Linked DNA regions of Mus musculus: region 1 is linked to region 2. The links are chromatin loops, found by intact Hi-C in ENCODE. Cell type or tissue: left cerebral cortex. All regions are shown on one strand.

Region 1 (2,500 bases), 460 kb before region 2:
GTCAGGATCCCCCCCCCCCCCCCCCCGTCTATTCTCCGCAGTGCTCGACCACTCAGAGAATGCCTGGAAGGAATTGGCTCTGCTTCTGAGATTAAAAAATTGAGACAGTGTGTCTTTGCGAACCATTAAGGTGTTTCCGGAGGTGAGCCCCGGCGTCACGGGCTTCAGCGGCGGGTTTATCTTTGCATTTTATTTTGAATCTTTGTCCAGTTGGAAACTAACCAGTCAAGTAGCAATGCATCCTTCTGTGGGCATTGTCTCAGTCCCCCGCCACACGCACAGCACAACGACAGGTACACATTATGTGCAGTTGGAACACCCCCTCTTCCTTCAGTGAACAAGAGGTCCAAGTCATTTCTACCTGCTGTGAAGCCGCACCTGCTTCACCTGTGCCTTGTGGATGCTTCTCCAAGCCACAGCTATGGCTGTTTAATTAAAATCTGATGTACTTTTACTTTGGGAAGCTTTCAGAAGTAGCCCTCCTCTTTGATGCTGGACAGCCAGTTCCCGTTTTTTGTTTTTTTTTTTGTTTTTTTCACCTTACACACAAATCTTAAGAGATTGTACTGTAGCTGGAAACCCCGATGTGCCAACTCATGTTTTGTTGTTTTTCTTTTTTGGTAAAATGATTGCTCTGTAAGAGAAGACGCCAAACAGGTGAAAGCCATTTATCAACTGAGGAGGCTGCAGGCACATTGATGGTAAAGACAAACCAAAACGGCTCCTGGGAGCTGAATCTGGCAGTCACTCTGTAAGTTGTTGCCCTTAGACACTTGGTTGGTTAATTCTGGGGAAGCTGGATAGACATGCAGCTCATGCTGTTTGCAGAGCCTGAAGGTTCTGACTCCGATCTGACACCGCGTAAAGAAAGAGTCTTCTTGTGACCTTTTCGGGTGTGTGTGTGTATGTGACTTTACCAATAAAGCTGCTCACCGTGCTCTGCACACCCCAGGCACACTCTGGATAACACTTCCCGCTGCACCCAGAGGGTGCCGCTCCGGTTCCAGCCTCACCCCGTGGCTCTTGGTTACGGCTGTGTCCCCGAGGGATGCGCGCACGGTAGGGGGCGCCCTGGACCGGCTGGCTCCCTCCGCCCACGGGAGGCGGCCGCGGCGCACCGAGCCCGGGGCACTCGAGCGCACACCCGGGCGGGCCGCAGCGGGGAGGTGCGGAGCGCAGCGAGGGCGGCAGCGGGAGCCAGCCGCCGCCCCTGCGCTCCGGGGCTGCGGAGCGCATGGGGCGCGTGGAGCCAGGAACGCTTGCGGGCTGCGCACCCGGCCGCCTGCTGCGGTGAGACACGGCGCCGGACGCCCCCAGAGTCCGGCAGTCGGGAGGATGACCATGGCTGGCGGCCGGCGGGGACTAGTGGCCCCGCAGAACACGTTTCTGGAGAACATCGTGCGGCGGTCCAACGGTAAGAACTGCCTTTGGATTTCTGTCGCCCAGGTGGGTTTTGATTTTTTTTTTTTTTTTTTTTTTTTCTGAGTGCGGTGATTGCAGACGCCTCCCGCCTGGTGCCAACAGATGCGGGGGCATCCCGGAGCTCCGCTCACCAGCTTCTCTTGCCTGCGGGCCTGGGAGGTGGGCAGGGCTGGAGGGGGTCTAGTGTGCCCCATCTCTGGAGGAGAGATCTCTAGCCTACGCCTTTGGGGCCTTTTCCCGCGCCCTCCCGCTGTCCTCTCCAGGAAAGCCTGGCATTTGGTGAGAAAAGTCATGCGAAAAGTGGCTGCAGGCTGGCCACCTTCAAGCACTGCGCTCCTGATGCGCACTGGCCGCCTCCCCGCGGAGGCTCCCCGGGAGTCCTGAGGAGCAGGGAGGCCAGAGGTAGCAGCAGAGCTGGGCTACTGGTCCTGGCCCTGTTCGGGTGCAGGGACGTTGCCAACTCCACCTTCCATCCCTTAAGCAGGAAAGTCTGACCAGAAGAAACCCTTTGGCAGGGCTGTCTTATGCACCCTCGCCAACCAGCTAGAGCAAATGGCTCACGAAGGTCCGATGGTTTTTCTGGACTCAGCCGGGGAAACAGAGGGAACTAAGTGGTCCCGGGTACAAATTTGGCATCTATTGTCTCTTTTAAACCCTCCCAATCTTGTCCTCCATCACAAGCCGATTCATTACCCAAGAAACCTGTGCACAAGCACGAGGTTTTTGTAGCTGGGAGGAGAGAGTCCTACTATGACTGATGGAAGGGGAATAATTTTCGACACCTTTTTACTCAGAGATTGCAGTTTCCTATGGTTTATTAGCATGAAGCCCAGAAGGCGAAAAGTCCTCAGAGTAGCGATCCAAAGGGAGCTATCCAAACCTTTCCGACCCACAGCTTGCACATACAGTCCTGGAGATGGGGAGTTGCTGCATACACCTGTTCACCAGGCTACCCAATTCTGAGATCCCCCTAGCAGACTTCTGGGCCCCTCTCCTTCCAGAAGCAGGCGACTCTCTCCGTTGGAGAGGCTGTGGGGACCTAACTCAAGAGCTGGGTTTTGCCAGTGTAAACATGGCG
Region 2 (2,500 bases):
TTGCAACTGAGCTGCTGAGTTTGTCCTATCAAGAGAGGAACCGCCAACTCAGCATCCTTCTGTGAGCAGCTATGAAACAGATCTGCCCCCAACACTGGGCAATTGACTCTCTACGACTGAGTAATTCTGAAACTAGCCACATGGAGGGAGCAAACAGCTCAGGTTCTGGGTTCAATCCTACAGAGTAGCCCCCACACCTCTGCAGTCTCAGAGACTGCACACAAGCCATTGGCTGTTTTATTATTGATTCTGAGTAACCAGCTACACACGGATAATCCCAAAATACCCGTGGGAGTCTCAGTTCACTTTCCAAGATGTTTCACAGAAGTAGGGAGTTGGGGGGGGGGTCCTTAAATATGTTTACAGGTTCACTATGTGGATAGTGGGAAGGGCTTCTTAGACAAATCATGGGAGGAGGGGCTGGGAACTGCTAGCCTTTTCTGAATACTCAACCTTCCAGGTGCCCCCTCACACTGCTAGGTCATATCGTCTTCAACATGAAAAGCCTTTTCCTTTGGTCTTTTATGGAAAGTGTCACAGCGGCCATGAACAACTAAATCCTCAGTTTTCCTCCTGCCTGGCTTGGGGGTGACAAGATCAAACCGTCTACACTCATGGCTGGTTCCCCTGGCAACAGGTCCCCCATCCCGAGGCTAGCTGTGAGTCTATTAGACTTTGCCTCATTAGAACGAGACACTTCTGTTACTTGGAAATTCTAAGGGATTTGGAAGCTGAGTCCTACTCCTGGTGCTCAGGGGGTTTCAAAGGTCTTGGCCAATCCGCGTAGGGACTGAGCTCAAAGGAAAACCTCAGAGCAAAGATCCTCCTGGTGTGGGTATCTACAAAGGTTTTAAGAGCTCTGTGCGAGGAAGCAGCAGAAGAGACCAAGTATCTACTCCATATTCTATCACAATACTGTGGTAACTTCACTGAATTATAATCAACTTGAATTTAAATAGCCACATGGGATTAACAGCCAGAGTTTCGGCTGGCACAGATCTGGACAGGAGCTAATATTAGACACACCAGAACCACTCACCAGAGATCAGAAGGGACCTTAGAGTTTATCTGGAAGAATTCTCTCATTTCACAAATAAGAAAATTCAGTCCCCAGCAGAAGTGACTTAAGCAAAAATCACTGCAGCAGAGAGATGTCAGGCGGCCCCGAGCCCTGGGCTTCTGTGCACGACCTCATGCCCTTCCCATCTCACAGGAAGTTTCTTGTGCTGATGCAAAAAATAGCTGCAATTTGGTTTAATTCTGGTGTGTGGAATCGATGCAGCTGATGGGCAAAGCCTCATGGAAGATCACGTGCTCCCCCTGCTGAGCAGAGTGTCTGCCATGAACATCACATAACTACCTTAGTTATCTATTTTTTATATAAATAATAGAAGTGTATTCCAGTTAAACCACAAAAGGCACTCGTTAAGGAAACCCCAGTAGCCTGTGCAAACTCCAAAAGCACCTCACAGACAGCCAGGAGGCAACGCAGCCAGGAACTGTTCCCAAATTTCCCCACCAGCACTCAATGGTGCCCATTTAGGACCAAAACTGGGCTCCAGACCAACACCTCTATCTCTTAAAGTGGATGTCACTCCAACCATTCCTGGGCTGCAAACTGGGTCCCACCTCCATCCACACGTGACAGCTCAGAATCTAAATCTCAAGACTGGAGCTCTAAGACCTGTGGTGTGCAGAAAAGCAGAATGTGTCTGGCTTCTGCCTTACATTATGACCCTCAAAAGGCAGAAAGAGCCTCAGACATAGGAAGGCAATTCAAAAGGTGCTAAGACAACACTCCACAAATGAACACCCAGGAAACAAGCCATCTGCATTGTTTAGGAACCAGAGATCTTACAGTCCCATTTGCTAAAAGCTTCCCTCACTTTTGCATTTAAAAAGGACCCTATATTTTGGGTCCTTCCATTAATATACCTGGCATTATTTTTAATTTATCAACAGATACACATCTTCAGCAATGGCTACATGTAGAATTGCATATGGAGGCTGGAACTGTGGATGTCAACACTCAGAGTATAAAAAGTTCCTTTCCATTTATGTTACTTTTAATCCACATTTTCTAATTAACAAATCTAAATATAGTAGTCATAAAGGTGAAAACAATTTTTTTTAAAAAACCCTCTAGCAACACTTTGCTCAAAAGCACTTTGGGGACTGGGGAATATACAAGTAAGTTAGACCTCACTCACTATCTAGGAGGATATGTGACATGTGTACATGTACACACACACACACACACACACACAATTTAAAAGCATGGATTCTACATATTTCTGAGCACAAAAGTCACTCAGGTGGTGGGCACTGTGCAGGAAGCACTACAGTGGACAAGTGAGCTCCCTGGAGACAGCCCACCATCTTGTTCAACTAAGATGAGTGCTCTCTGAAAAGGAGTGACCCCAGAGAGTTCACCCCAGGATTGCTGTTGATGTGCCTTCTCATGTTTGTGATTGCCATACTCATTTATTTGGCTTGAATG

Evidence for each region. Hi-C counts contacts between places; a loop is a spot of excess contacts. Peaks named below come from ENCODE experiments on the same cell type or tissue, not always from the same donor. Only the 100,000 strongest peaks of a DNase experiment are listed, where the experiment ranks them.
Region 1: it touches region 2 in a loop (3-fold over the local background); 3 of 42 quality-filtered maps call a loop at or near these places.

Annotation. Positions count from the first base shown.
Region 1 is chr1:192,189,673-192,192,172 of GRCm38, forward strand. Kcnh1 (potassium voltage-gated channel, subfamily H (eag-related), member 1) reads left to right here and starts at 1,105. Exons shown (of 11, transcript NM_001038607.2): 1 at 1,105-1,414. The coding sequence starts at 1,336. In left cerebral cortex, a CTCF peak has its summit at 1,008; DNase peaks (open chromatin) are centred at 1,040, 1,580, 1,818 and 2,374; H3K4me3 peaks cover 1,797 bases; H3K27ac peaks cover 1,353 bases.
Region 2 is chr1:192,650,875-192,653,374 of GRCm38, forward strand. All of the region lies in intron 9 of Hhat (hedgehog acyltransferase), which reads right to left. Among named protein-coding and RNA genes, the nearest start is that of Gm22265, 93 kb to the right of the region's middle. In left cerebral cortex, a CTCF peak has its summit at 1,327 (motif pointing left); DNase peaks (open chromatin) are centred at 1,059 and 1,241.